Regions from separate parts of the Homo sapiens genome. Here all the other regions are linked to region 5. A link is a contact called in ENCODE Hi-C or POLR2A ChIA-PET data. All regions are on one chromosome and are shown on one strand. Each heading gives the region's core, a stretch centred on a gene start or an enhancer-like site at or near the end of the contact. The rest is flanking DNA. Distances are from core to core; before and after follow the strand shown. Region 1 holds the start of TRIM56 (tripartite motif containing 56). Region 2 holds the start of SERPINE1 (serpin family E member 1). Region 3 holds the start of AP1S1 (adaptor related protein complex 1 subunit sigma 1). Region 4 holds the start of ZNF789 (zinc finger protein 789). Region 5 has its middle 13 kb from the start of SPACDR.

Region 1 (2,700 bases), core at 156-2,655, 630 kb before region 5:
TGTATAGGGTGCCAGGGTGCGAGGAGCAGGCAGTAAGGACACAGACGGGGATCCCAGTGGGCAGAGATGCCTAGGTCCTGCCAGTTGGGGTAGGATCTTGCAGTAGCTTAGGGGGCTTTAATCCTCCAAGCCCCATACACCTGCCTTCTTTTTATTTTATTTTAGTTTTTAGCAATAGGGTCACCCTCTGTCACCCAGGCTGGAGTGCAGTGGCGTGATCGTAGTTCACTGCAGCCTCAAACTCCTAGACTCAAGTCTTTTGAGTAGTTGGGAGTACAGGCATGTGCCACCATGCCCAGCCTTTTTTTTTTTTTTTTTTTTTTTTGAGACAGAGTCTCACTCTGTTGCCCAGGCTGGAGTGCAGTGGTGCGATCTTGGCTCACTGCCACCTCCACCTGCCAGGTTCAAGTGATTCTCCTGCCTCAGCCTCCCGAGTAGCTGTGATTACAGGTGCGCACCATCACACCCGGCTAATTTTTGTATGTTTAGTAGAAATGGAGTTTGGCCCTATTGGCCAGGCTGGTCTTGAACTCCTGACCTCAGGTGATCCGCCCTCCTCGGTCTCCCAAAGTGCTGGGATTATAGGCGTGAGCCACCATGCCCAGGGGCCCAGCCAGCCCATTTTTTAAAAATTATCACTTTTTGTAGAGATGGGGTCTTGCTATGTTGCCCAGGCTGGTCTCCAACTCCTGGCCTCAGGCTATCCTCCCGTCTCGGCCTTCCCAAAGCATTAGGATTACAGGCATGAGCCACCGCACCCGCCTGGCCTTACACCTGTCTTCTGCTAGACCTGGGGCAGCATCGCGGGTGGTGGAGGCCCCACTTTCTGCATTTAACAGTTTCTAAAGCGGATTCTGGAGCGGGCAGAAAAAACGCTAGGGGAAGGGCTGGTCCCCTTCCCGCTGCTGGCTCACCCTCTGATAGACTTGGCCTTGGCTTATCTCCTGGAGTCCTGTTCTTTTAGCTTTTCCTGCTGAATGCATTCCAGAAACCTCTGGAGGGAGGGAGTCCCGAGCTCCTGGCACAGTGGCTGAGACCTACTTGTTGGGCAGACTAGGTGGAATGTCCCCTTTTCTGGAGCTGGGAGGAGACCTCAGAGAGTGGGACGGGGTCTTTCTTGCGGGGACCTGTGGCCACGGAGCGGGAGGGAGGCGAGTGCAGTTTCCCTCCTGCCCTCTCCTCCTGCCTTCCGGGTGCCTCTTCACGCCCTCCCTTTCCTTCCCTTCCTCCTCCTCCCGCGCTCTCTCTCCACTCCCCTCCCCCTACTCCCTCCGCTCGGTCCTTCCTATAGCTGTGCCGCCCCCCACCCCTTACCTAGCCAGAGCTGATCTTGACCTCTAGGATGGTGAGGGGGCCTGAGGCCTGGAGGCCGCCGTTGCTGGGTGCCTGGAAAAGAAACAAAACTGAAACTAATTGTACTTGTGGTGCAACTTCCGTCCCAGCCAGGGACACACCGACTCGCCTCGCACAGCCTCAGGCCCCGCCTTCCTCCCCACCCGGCCCCGTCCTCTCCCGCCAAGGCCCCCACCCCGGCAGGCAGCTGGCAGGCTTGGGCTGGAGTCCACCAGCCAGGTCGGCCTGTCAGTCCAGCCTCAGGGCTAAGTGTGTGTATGTCACAAACAGGGAACTACCTGAGGGCGGGTTCTCTGAGTAGAGGGTGGAGGGTCACAGGGTTTATTTGTGGGAAGAAATGAGAGCTCATCTGTGATTCAGAGACCAGGGTAACTAGACACATGGCCTCAGGGCGGGTCTGCAGATTTGCTAACACCTCAGGCAGGCAGGTGCCTGCAAAGCTTCAAGAGAGGCCTTTCATTCCATAAACCGTTGCTGAGCTGTAGGAGAGGCTGTGGGGGATCAGGTAAGAAGCCTCTTGCTGAGGGAACAGCACAGGCTTCCTGGAGAAGGCATCAATGAGATGAGTTTAAAGAAGGCGGGAGGATTGCTTCAGCCCAGGAGTTCAAGACCAGCTTGGGCAATATGGTGAGACCCAGTCTCCATAAAAAATTCGCTAGCCGTGCATGGTAGCGCATACCTGTAATCCCAGATACTCAGGAGACTGAGGCAGGAGAATCACTTGAACCTGGGAGGTCGAGGCTGCAGTGAGCCATGATGGTGACACTGCACTCCAGCCTGGATGACAGAGCAAGACCCTGTCTAAAAAATAAAACAGTAAGAGGGCATAGAGGGCTGGAGAACACTGAGAAGAATGTTCCTGTTCCAGGTACTGGGAGCAGCAAGGGTACATCCCCATTTAGGATGATGTGTGTGGAGAGGATACGAGAGTGTTGGCAGAGAAGCCTGCATTTTATCAAAAAAGACAAAAGAATCATTGCAGGAGATTTCCCTCAACATTTCATGAAAAAATAATTTTTATTTTGAGACAAAGCCTCGCTCTGTCGCCCAGGCTGGAGTGCAGTGGTGTGATCTTAGCTCACAGCAACCTCCGCTTCCCGGGTTCAAGCGATCCTCCTGCCTCAGCCTCCAAAGTAGCTGGGATTACGGGCACTCACTGCCACGCCCAGCTAATTTTTGTATTTTTAGTAGAGATGGGGTTTCACTATGTTGGCCAGGCTGGTCTCGAACTTCTGACCTCAAGTGATCCACCCACCTTGGCCTCCCAAAGTGCTGGGATTACAGGCGTGAGCCAACATGCACAGCCTCATTTTATGAAAAATTCAAAGCACAAAGAAGTTGAAAGAA
Region 2 (2,831 bases), core at 65-2,564, 680 kb before region 5:
GGTGAGGGCTGGAGACATCTGCATCCTAGAGCAATGGAAAGAGGGCTGGTGAAGGAATCGTTCTGGAAGACAGGCGGGAGGGGAGGGGAGCTGGCCAGCTGTGGGCCCTGCTCTTCTTGTTTCCTGCAAGCAGGTGGTAAGTGAACACTAGGGCAAGGTGCAGGAAGAGACCATGACATGTTCAGGTTCTAAGCCCATCCCACTCCGTCTCACTCAGACTGACTTATCCCCGGGCAGTGGCAGGGAGTCTTCGCCCATCTTGCCCTGTGGGAATCTTGGAATCCAGTCCATCTCCCTTCCCTCTGTGTCCCGTAAAAAAGCCTTAGAAGAAAAGCAGGTGAGAAGTCATTACCACTCTCTGCCTTTGCAGCCCAGGGGGAATTTAGCCCAGACTCAATTATCAATTATCACAACATCTTTGATTTGCATAAGCTTTAAATTTGCTTTCTTTTCTTTTCTTTCTTTTCTTTCTTTCTTCCTCTTTCCTCTTTCTTTCTTTCTTTCTTCTTTACTTCCTTCCTTCTTTCCTCTCTCTCTTTCTCTCTCTTTCTTCCTTCCTTTCATTCATTTTTAGAGACAGGGTCTTGCTCTGTCACCCAGGCTGGGTGCAATGGCTCAGTCTTGGCTCCCTGCAGCCTCCGCCTCCCCAGCTGAAGCAATCCTCCCACCTCAGCCTCCCAAGTAGCTGGGAATACAGGCACACCAGCACGCCCAGCTAATTTTTGTATTTTTTTGGGAGAGCAGGGTTTTGCCATGTTGCCCAGGCTGGTCTCAAACTCCTGGGCTCAAGTTATCTGCCTGCCTCAGCCTCACAAAGTGCTGGGATTACAGGCATGAGCCACAGTGCCCAGCCTTAATTCTCTTAATGCTTTCCCAGCGATTGTTTCATTCAAGTTAGCAGGCATGAGGTGGGAAATGGGTAAGTGTCTTGATGCAGAGGGACTGAGAGAGTCAAGGTTCTTGTTACTGGGTGATGGGGTTGTTGGTGACGCCTGACCATCCTCCCTGCTCTCCTGCAGTCACCCCTAGGGCAGGGTCGACCCAAGGCTGCAGGTCCGAGGAAAAGAAAATAGAGGAATAGCGGGGGATCATGGAGGGAGGAGATTCTGGGGAGGCGAGTTCTCTGCCTTAAGCCCGAAGTAAGAGGTTGGAGGGAGTTTGCTTTTCTCCTACCTGAAGTTCTCAGAGGTGCCTTGCGATTGGCGGTTCGTCCTGCTCTGGCGGCGGCTGCTGAGCTGCAGGAATTCAGCTGCTGGAGGGGGGCGTGTGGGTCTTCTTGACAGCGCTCTTGGCCCTGCAGCCAAACACAGCTGTGCTCCTCTGTGGGCCACTGCCTCCTTTTATACCAGATGTGGGCAGGAAATAGATGAACTCATGTTCCAGCCCCACCCACTCACTGGCTCTGGGAGTCCGTCTGAACAGCCAGCGGGTCCCCCTCGACACCTCCCTCTCTGGGACTTGCTGAGGCATGTGTGTGTGTGTGTGTGTGCTGCTCTGTGTGTGTACGTGTGTAAGAGCATTCAGGAACAATTGAGCAAACCCCAATAGCCTTGGCCTGAGAACCTCCCTTGACCTTTCTGCCCTCTGCCTGTGTCTGTCTCTCCCGGATGTCCTGCCAGGTTGACTGTCTGCCATGCCGGGTGACCCAAAAAGCCTAGGACCCCTAGTGTTCAGCTTGGAGAAAAAAAAAACAGCTCACGTTGCCTGCTTTTCCTTTGGCGAACCAGGTCACTGTGGAGTTATCAAAGATAACCTCCATCAAAACGTGGAAGTTTTCCCCCAGGGCTGTCCACCCGGTGCTCTGGACCACCTCCAGGAAAGAGCGCCCCTCCCTCCTCCTGGGCCCAGCCCAACAGCCACAGGGCATGCAGCCAGCCACGTGATTGTCTAGGTTTTGTCTGTCTAGGACTTGGGCCCAACAGAGGACTCTTGGTCTTTCCCTCATCCCTGCCATGTGCCCGGCCGCCTCCGATGATACACGGCTGACTCCCCACGTGTCCAGACTCTCTCTGTGCCCCTGAGGGCTCTCTTGTGTCAACAACCTTGTCTGGCTGAGGTTGGAGGTGTGCTGGGTGGGGTGGTGGTGGCTGAACGGGACCAGGGGTTACCATGGTAAAAGCTTGGTAAGGAAACAGGAGACCAACGTGTAAGTTTCACTTCTTCGAGCTGCCCGCTAGGACTTGGGGCAGCTTGTCCTTTATCCTCTTCCTCCAGACACAGACACAAGGGGAAAAGGGATAGAAACAGAGTGTCAATTCATGGCAGGTTTGCAGGGTGTGCTTTTAGGGCAAGGGGGTGAGGGGAGGAAGAGTGACCGATAGATTCTGTGGAGCAGTGGTCCTCAACGTTTTTGGCACCAGGGACTGGTTTCATGGAAGACAATTTTTTCACAGACCAGGGTGGGATGGTTTCGGGATGATTCAAGCACATTACATTTATTGTGTGCTTTATTTCTATTATTATTACATTGTAATATATATAATGAAATAATTCCACAATTCACCATCGTGTAGAATCAGTGGGAGCCCTGAGCTTGTTTTCCTGCAACTAGATGGTCCCATCTAGGGGTGATGGGAGACCGTGACAGATCATCAGGCATTAGATTCTCATAGGGAGCTTGCAACCTAGATCCCTCACATGAACAGTTTAGAATAGGGTTCGAGCTCCTATGAGAATCTAATGCCGCCGCTGATCTGACAGGGAGTGGAGCTCTGGTGGTAATGCGAGTGATGAGGAGTGGCTGTAACTACAGATGAAATTTCACTCACCTGCCACTCACCTCCTGTTATGCAGCCTGGTTCCTAACAGGCTATGGACCAGTACGGGCCCCT
Region 3 (2,707 bases), core at 1-2,500, 700 kb before region 5:
TTAATGATCTCCCAAACATATCATCCTCCAGTGCCAGGCCTATGCCCAGGGGTATCCTCCTCTGTAGTATGTATCTCCAACACCACACAGGGTATGCAGATGCCCAAATCCTATCTTCCTCTCTGCAGGCACCCAGGCATTTGGTCTTCGACATTTCTCTTTAACTTTTCTTCCTTTTAGGGTGCCTCCTGCTAAGCGCCCACTCCTCCCCAGACACCAGGTGACCAATTTCCCTCAGTTAGGGCCCCGCCACCCAGGGGGTTCCCCTAAAAGAATGTCTGCAGAACAGACAGCAAGCTGGGTCAAGTGGGATGGAAGACAGAACCCTCACTGCCCAGTGTACCCCAGCTTCCCAGTTCCGGGGGGTCTGGGCCACATCCTGGAGTCTTCTCCTTACCCCAGTAGCTCTTCTATTCATGGACATGCCCAGGCTTGGAATCCCTGGGTGTGTGGCACTGTACTAGCTTAGTAAGTGAAAAATCAGAATTCAGGAGAACTGATTTTTTTGGTGGAGGGGAAAAGAGGGGCGCTGGGGAGCCTCGTGCGGCGCTCAAATAGGGGGGTGGGGAGCAAGCAGGAAGACGGAAGGCCTGGATTCCGGAAAGAGAATGGGAAGGGGGGCAGAGAGCCCCGGAGCCCGGGATCCCAAAGCCTGGGTCCCTCGGAGAAAAACCACGAGTCCACTTCGCTTCCCTACCTGGGCCCAGCCTCTAGGCAAGCACGGCCACGAACGCAGTAGGGCGCTCCCTTTTCCGACCCGGAAACTCCCCTCCCACACCCCTCTCCCCACCCGGGTCCCCGCTCCCGCCTGTGCAGCCCGGGAAGGGGGTCTCGGTGACTGGTGACCCCCGCTCCCTCCCTCAGCAAAGAGACTCCCGCAACCCTCTGCTTCGGGCGGCTTCCCTGCAGCGGGGATCGAGGGACCCCAGGGGCCAAGACCAGAGCGCCCCTCCCGGCTCGGGACGGCCCCGCCGCCCCTTCGTCAGCCCCCGCTCGCCCTGCAAATGCGCCCCCTCCCCGCCCCTCTCCCGAATGCCACCTCCCCCTCTTCCTCCCGAGCCCGGCTCGCCCACCCGCCGAGGCAAGGGAGGCCTCTGAGGACCAGAGGGAAGACAGGGCGGTTCACCCCGAGGGCGGCCCCCGAGGACCCCCGCAGGTGCAGCCCACGCCCCTCGCTTCCCCCTCCCCTCCCTCTTCGCACAGCCTACCATCCTGCAGCCTCCGGCTCGGCGCGTCCCACTTCGGCCACCGTAGGCGCCAGTCCCACTCCCTTTCTTATCCTTTCTCCTGCTGCCCTCCCTCTCGCCCGAAGCCCCGCCCCGTCCCGCCCAGGCTCTGACTCCCGGCGCGCCACGCACTGCGCAGGCGCCGACGCCGCGGGGAGCGCGGGCGGGGCTGGAGGCGGAGAAGCGGAAACCATGGCAACCAGGTCCTTGACTGCAGCTTCTAGGAGCCCGGTCGTCATGGTAACGCGGCTGTCCTGTGGGCTGGTTGGAGGATGGGGGAGGAGGACAATAAGGTCCTCGCGCTTTGGAGCCTTGTGGGGCAAAAAGGCGGGAAAAGGGGTGAGAGGTGAATGGGACGATCATTGGAGTTCGAAGCAGCAGGCAGGACTCCTGGAAGGGGAGTGGGCCGTGAAAAGGGAGCAGGGTGGGAATTAAGTGTAGGGGAGGAGGAGTGACCTGGAAAACAGAAAGACAAAGGGTCATGAGAAAAGTATAGAACCCAAGCTGAATATCTATTGAAAGCGTGATAGATACACCCCTCTAGTTTTTTTCTTTTTAGAGACAGGGTCTGGCCGCGTCACCCAGGTTGGAGTGCAGTGGTGGGATCGTGACTCTCTGCAGCCTTGAACTCCTGGCCTCAAGCGATCCTCCCGCCTCAGCCTCCTGAGTAGCTGGGACTACAGACGCACACCGTCATGCCCAGCTAATTTTTAATTTTTTTTTAGTAGAGACGGGGGTCTTACTATGTTGCCCAGGCTGGTCTCGAACTCTTGGGTTCAAGAGACCCTCCCGCCTCGGTTTCCCAAACTGCTGGGATTACAGGCGTGAGCCACCGCGCCTGGCTTCTGATTTTACAGTAAGAGAAATGTGTAGAAAAAGAATAAAAGAGAAAAGGAGAGGCTGCTATAAAAGGCATGTAAGGAGAAGGGGGAGGAACGTGAACTGAGGCAAAAGGGGAAGAAATAAAGAGCGTCTTAAAAGGTTAACTTGGGTCAAAACTCAAAAAGGGACAGATGTCACCCAAATCTCAGTGTGAAGATGAGGTGGATGTACGTTGTAATATGGGCTTTTAAACTGAATGTGTGTGTGTGTCTACATGTTACTGGAAAAAGGGGTCCCGATCCAGACCCCAAGAGAGAATTCTTGGATCTCATGCAGGAAGGAACCCAAAGCAAGTCGTAGAGTGCGATGAGAAGAGAGAGTTTATTGAAAGCTACACCCTTACGGAGTAGGGCGTCCTCAGAAAGCAAACAGAGGAACACACTGTCTTAAGTTTTTCTTTTCTTTCTTTCTTTTTTTTTTTCTTCTTTTTTTGAGACAGGGTCTTACTCTGTTGCCCAGGCTGGAGTGTAGTAGCATGATCATAGTTCACTGCAGCCTCCACCTCCTGAGCTCAAGCGATCCTCCCACTTCAGTCTCCCAAGTAGCTAGGACTACAGGCATGCACCACCACAGCCAGCTAATAGTTGTATGTTTTGTAG
Region 4 (2,700 bases), core at 87-2,586, 980 kb after region 5:
AGTCCAAGACAATTCTTCTTCCAATGTGGCCCAGGGAAGCCAAGAGATTGGACACCCCTGCACTATATTTACTGAATGTGTTTGTGAAGGCTGTGCATCTGAATGTCAGACTTGCTAATGAAAAATTAAATGGAGTCCATGTTTTGGGTACGGCCCTAGGCCAACCACCCACAGCCATGTAAGGCATTTAAAATACATTGATTTCTCCCTTGAGTTCAGGAGTTGGAGACTGCAATGAGCTATGATGGCACCACTACACTCCACCCTGGGTGACAGAGCAAGACCCTGTCTCTCTTAAAAACAACAGGCCGGGCGTGGTGGCTCACACCTGTAAATCCCAGCACTTTGGGAGGCCGAGGCGGGCGGATCATGAGGTCAGGAGTTCAAGACCAGCCTGGCCAACATAGTGAAACCCAGTCTCCACTAAAAATACAAAAATTAGCCGGGCATGGTGGCGCGTGCCTGTAGTCCCCGCTACTCGAGAGGCTGAGGCAGGAGAATCGCTTGAACCCGGGAGTTGGAGGTTGCAGTGAGTCGAGATTGGCCCATTGTACTCCAAACTGGGCAACAGAGTAACACTTCGTCTCAAACACAACAGCAACAACAATTCCTTATTTCCCTGAAAAGTGTGCGCTGACCAGGAAAGAAGCTTTTTTCTCGTCCGCATGATAAACTGAACCAATCAGCTACAGATGCGAGGCTGATCCAGCTCGACTTACCCTAGAAGGAATGCAAGTTGATAATGGCCAATTACAATCAAGATCACTGCACTTCCTCATTTAGCTTTCCAAGCTGCCATTGGAACAATTTGCCAGCTGTTCCTCTGCATGCACAATAAACTCTTAAAACTTTAACTGGAGGGGACTGTTAACTTTTGACAAAATCCAAAATGCCGCTTCACAATCACGTGAACACCTTCCACTAACAACCACGGCTCATCTCCCACTCTAACAAAACCAAGTCCAGGCGTTCACCATCCATTCATTCTTCGGACTTTGCTCCTCTCGCTGCCGAAGACTTGACACCGCCAAAAATACTCAAAAGCTGGTGCCACAGGCCCCGAGAGCCGCCGCACAAACCCGGAGCGTCCCCTGCGAGCCGGGGGTGTGCGCAGTGGCCTACCCCCCGCACCCACGCCCCCCACAACACTCGTTTCCTTCTCCCCAAACCTGCTGACGGCTCCGAATCTCCGCCAAGCCGCCTCCACCAGGGGCTGGGCTCTCCTCTCGGGGTTCCCGGGCCTGACCCGAGGTCTGTCTGGTCCGCGCCCCTCGGCGAATCACCCCTTACCGGAGGAACAGACACAACCACTCTGGCAGCCTCAGAGCCTCTCGCTGGCTCCACCTGCGCGCGCCGAGCGAAGCGTCCCAGCCAGCGGCCCCTCTAGGACCGCGGAGGCTTCACGACTCTCTTGTCAGACAAAGAGAGTGGCGCCCGCGCGAGTGGGCCCGAACCAATCAACGGCCGCCCTCCCCGCCCAGGCCAATCAACGGCCGGAGACAGCACCGAGAGAGTCACGTGATGGACAGGGCCCCGCCCCTCCTGTTTAATCGTAACATAATTTAGAATTATTCTATGATTCAAGAGCGACACAATTCGTTTCTTTGGCTGTGTGTTTGTGGAGGGGAGTAAGGTTATCAGATAAAAGAAGAAAAATGGGCCAGGCGCGGTGGCTTACGCCTGTAATCCCAGCACTTTGGGAGGCAGAGGCCGGCGGATCAGGTCAAGAGATTTAGATCATCCTGGCCAACATGGTGAAACCCCTTCTCTACTAAAAATACAAAAAAATTGCCGGGCGCGGTGGCTCACGCCTGTAATCCCAGCACTCTGGGAGGCCGAGGCGGGTGGATCACCTGAGGTCGGGAGTTCGATACCAGCCTGACCAACAATGGAGAAACCCGTCTCTACTAAAAATACAAATAAAATTAGCCGGGCATGGTGGTGCCTGCCTGTAACCCCGGCTACTCGGGAGGCTGAGGCAGGAGAAGCGCTTGAACCCGGGAGGCGGAGGTTGCGGTGAGCCGAGATTGCGCCACCGCACTCCAGCCTGGGTGACAGAGCGAGACTCCGTCTCAAAAAAAAAAAAAAAAAAAAAAAAATTAGCTGGGCATGGTGGCGGCGTGCCTGTAGTGCCAGCTACTCGGGAGGCTGAGGCAGGAGAATCACTTGAACTCGGGAGGCGGAGCTTGCAGTGAGCCGAGATCCCACCACTGCACTCCAGACTGGCGACAGAGCGAGACTCTGTCTCAAAAAAAAAAAAAAGAATATTAGATCTTAATTAAAAGGATAATTGTGTGGCTTATGTAAATTACCCCCAAAATACAGTTTTAATGTGAGTAAGGGGTTAATTTTTTTTCTTTTTTTTTTGAGACAGTCTCGCTCTCGCCCAGGCTGGAGTGCAGTGGCGCGATCTCGGCTCACTGCAAGCTCCGCCTCCCGGGTTCACGCCATTCTCCTGCGTCAGCCTCCTGAGTAGCTGGGACTACAGGCGCCCGCTACCACTCCCGGCTAATTTTTTTTGTGTGTGTGTTTTTAGTAGAGACGGGGTTTCACCATTTTGGCCAGGCTGGTCTCGAACTCCTGACCTCAAGTGATCCGCCTGCCTTGGCCTCCCAAGTTTTGTTTGTTTTTTATTTCTTCTAAACAAAACAAAACAAACAGGATACACGTGCAGAACGTGCAGGTTTGTTACATGTGCCA
Region 5 (2,752 bases), core at 191-2,690:
AAAAATACGAAAAATTAGCCAGGCGTGGCGGCACTCACCTGTAGTCCCAGCTACTTGGGAGGCTGAGGCAGGAGAATTGCTTGAACCCGGGAGGTAGAGGTTGTAGTGAGTGGAGATTGCACCACTGCACTCCAGCCCGGTGACAGGGCGAGACTCTGTCTCAAAAAAATAAAACAAAAACAAAAAATAAAATAAGAAAAAAAAAACACAGATTCCAGGCCATGAACGGTGGCTCACGCCTGTAATCTCAGCACTTTGGGAGGCCAAGGCGGGTGGATCACCTGAGGTCAGGAGTTCAAGACCAGCCTGGTCAACATGGTGAAACCCTGTCTCTACAAAAATATAAAAATTAGCTGGGCATGATGGCAGGTGCCTGTAATCTCACCTATCTGGGAGGCTGAGGCAGGAGAATCGCTTGAACCTGGGAGGCAGAGGTTGCAGTGAGCCGAGATCAAGCCACTGCACTCCAGCCTGGGCAGCAGAGCAAGACTCCGTCTGAAAAAAAAAAAAAAACCCACAGATTCCAACTGGGTGTGGTGGCTCATGCCTGTAATCTTAGCACTTTGGGAGTCCAAGGTGGCAGGATCACTTGAGCCCAGGAGTTTGAGGCCAGCCTGGGCTACATAGCCAGACCCCATCTCTACAAAACAAACAGACAAAAAAGAAAAGTAGCTGCTGGTGGTGGTGGTATGTGCCTGTGGTCCCAGCTGCTCGGGAGGCTGAGGTGGAGGATGGCTTGAGCCCAGGAGTTTGAGGCTGCAGTGAACCATGATGATGCCGCTGCACTCCAGCCTGGGCAACAGAGCGAGAGCCTGTCTCAAACCAGACAAGACAAAACAAAACAAAAACCAGATTTTTGGCCTCAAAGTCAGAAACTGAGGTGGGGTCTGGGAATCCTTTTTTTTTTTTTTTTTTTGAGATGGGGTCTCACTCTGTTGCCCAAGCTGGAGTGCAGTGGCACAATCTCGGCTCACTGCAACCTCCGCCTCCCGGGTTCAAGCGATTCTCCTGCCTCAGCCTCCAGAGTAGCTGGGATTACAGGCGTGCACCACCACGCCCGGCTAATTTTTATATTTTTAGTAGAGACGGGGTTTCACCATGTTGGCCAGGCTGGTCTCGAACTCTTGACCTCGGGTGATCTGACCACTTCGGCCTCCCAAAGTGTTGGGATTACAGGCATGAGCCACCACGCCCGCTGGAATCGATATTTTAACCGGAGATGAGTTTTATTGGGGTGGGGGGTGCCCCGGAGGCTGCACTGCGGGGAGATCACAGAAGGCACCTTGGGGTATTGGAGACTCTGGCCTGGGGGACTGAGGACTCCCCTTGGGTGGAGGAGGGGAGATGCAGCTGGAGAGAGGACACCTGGACACCTGCCCAATCCAGTGACGTCAGCCTCGTCTGCTGTCAGAAGGGGGCGGGGCCTCGGGGGCGGAGTCTCTCCCGCCTCAGCCCTCGGTCTAGTCTGGCCACCTTCCCAGTCTGGTGGGTGCAGGTGGGGAGAAGCCTGGGTCTGGGGGCAACAAGCGCGGGTAAGACCTGTAGGGGGCCAGCTAGGGACGCCAGCGGGGGCCGGGTGGTCGGGCGTGGCGGCCGCGGCGAAGCTGGGGGACTTGAACAGCCTGTCTCGTCTTGGTCCTGACCTCCAGGTGGCGCCGCGGTGCGCGGACCGGCGTTAAGGTCGCGTCGCCCTTGGCCTCTGGCTGGGGAAGCCCCTACGGCCTAATGGGGGTGGTGGAGGAACTGCTAGAGGGGCTCTAGGCCATAGCCGGGAACAGAGAGACCTCCCTATGTGAGCCCCCGGAGACCCTGACCGCGGGCTCTGCCGCTCCTCCCAGCACCCCTACGACATTAGCCGATGGGGGAGCCGACATTAGCGGATGGATTCTTAAACACTAAAGGGTCTCCAGAGCATAAAATGGGCACTGGTGACACTGCTTCCACGGGACGGTTAGTTTCTAGTGAAAACAGCTTCTCCACTGCGCATGATGGCTCATGTCTGTAATCCTGACATTTCGGGAGGCCAAGGTAGGGAGAACTGCTTGAGCCCAGGAGTTCAAGACCAGCCTGGGCAATATAGTGAGACCCCATCTGTCGCTTTTTTTTTTTTTTTTGAGACGGAGTCTTGCTCTGTCGCCCAGGATGGAATGCGGTGGCGCGATCTCGGCTCATTGCAACCTCCACCTCCCAGGTTCAAGCGATTGTCGTGCCTCAGCCTCCCGAGTAGCTGAGATTACAGGCATGTGCCACCACGCCCAGCTCATTTTTTTGTATTTTTAGTAGAGAGATGGGGTTTCACCATGTTGGCCAGGCTGGTCTGGAACTCCTGACCTTAAATAATCCACCTGCTTTGGCCTCCCAAAGTGCTGGGGTTACAGGCGTGAGCCACTGCGCCCAACCATGAGACCCTATTTCTAAAAAAAATAATTTTAGGCCGGGTGCGGTAGCTCACGCCGGTAATCCCAGCACTTTGGGAGGCGGAGGAGGGTGGATCACCTGAGATCAGGAGTTCCTGACCAACCTGGCCAACATGGTGAAACCCTGTCTCTACTAAAAATACAAAAATCAGCCGGGCATGGTAGTGGGCGCCTGTAATCGCAGCTACTAAGGAGGCTGAGGCAGGAGAATCGCTTGAAACCGGGAGGCAAAGGTTACAGTGAGCCGAGATTGCGCCACTGCACTCCGCCTGGGCAACAGAATGAGACTCCGTCTCAAAAAAAAAAAAAAAGAAAAGAAAAGAAAAGAAAAAATA

What was found. Hi-C counts contacts between places; a loop is a spot of excess contacts on that map. ChIA-PET counts read pairs that join two places held with the same protein, here RNA polymerase II (POLR2A). Pooled maps may share reads with other maps.
Region 1: a loop to region 5 is called in a pooled map, with 4 times the contacts of the local background. The contact joins the promoter of TRIM56 here to the enhancer-like site in region 5. A Hi-C loop is called at or near these places in 2 of 50 pooled maps. POLR2A ChIA-PET finds 5 or more read pairs at or near these places in 3 of 52 experiments (HepG2, K562 and RWPE1).
Region 2: a loop to region 5 is called in a pooled map, with 4 times the contacts of the local background. The contact joins the promoter of SERPINE1 here to the enhancer-like site in region 5. A Hi-C loop is called at or near these places in 1 of 50 pooled maps. POLR2A ChIA-PET finds 5 or more read pairs at or near these places in 2 of 52 experiments (Panc1 and WTC11).
Region 3: a pooled map shows a loop between it and region 5 (3-fold over the local background). The contact joins the promoter of AP1S1 here to the enhancer-like site in region 5. A Hi-C loop is called at or near these places in 1 of 50 pooled maps. POLR2A ChIA-PET finds 5 or more read pairs at or near these places in 2 of 52 experiments (AG04450 and BJ).
Region 4: a pooled map shows a loop between it and region 5 (4-fold over the local background). The contact joins the promoter of ZNF789 here to the enhancer-like site in region 5. A Hi-C loop is called at or near these places in 1 of 50 pooled maps. POLR2A ChIA-PET finds 5 or more read pairs at or near these places in 3 of 52 experiments (Caco-2, activated T-cell and naive thymus-derived CD4-positive, alpha-beta T cell).

The regions. Positions count from the first base shown.
Region 1 is chr7:101,084,186-101,086,885 of GRCh38, reverse strand. It overlaps TRIM56 (tripartite motif containing 56), which reads right to left and starts at 1,405. Exons shown (of 3, transcript NM_030961.3): 1 at 1,315-1,405. RefSeq lists enhancers at 1,795-1,844, 2,548-2,700.
Region 2 is chr7:101,125,587-101,128,417 of GRCh38, reverse strand. SERPINE1 (serpin family E member 1) reads right to left here and starts at 1,314. Exons shown (of 9, transcript NM_000602.5): 1 at 1,174-1,314; 2 at 1-25. The coding sequence starts at 24. RefSeq lists enhancers at 1-98, 99-878, 1,659-2,438.
Region 3 is chr7:101,153,019-101,155,725 of GRCh38, reverse strand. It overlaps AP1S1 (adaptor related protein complex 1 subunit sigma 1), which reads right to left and starts at 1,250. Exons shown (of 5, transcript NM_001283.5): 1 at 1,209-1,250. The coding sequence starts at 1,211. RefSeq lists enhancers at 344-844, 1,164-1,458 and a silencer at 1,269-1,508.
Region 4 is chr7:99,471,526-99,474,225 of GRCh38, reverse strand. ZNF789 (zinc finger protein 789) reads right to left here and starts at 1,336. Exons shown (of 5, transcript NM_213603.3): 1 at 1,170-1,336. RefSeq lists enhancers at 1,047-1,336, 1,627-1,716, 1,937-2,096.
Region 5 is chr7:100,449,524-100,452,275 of GRCh38, reverse strand. No RefSeq gene overlaps it. Among named protein-coding and RNA genes, the nearest start is that of SPACDR, 13 kb to the left of the region's middle. RefSeq lists a silencer at 1,387-1,486. Within about 2 kb of position 1,440, at least 35 of the 41 ENCODE cell types and tissues checked have a DNase peak (open chromatin) inside an H3K27ac peak, as active enhancers do; they include Panc1, where a contact is called at or near this core.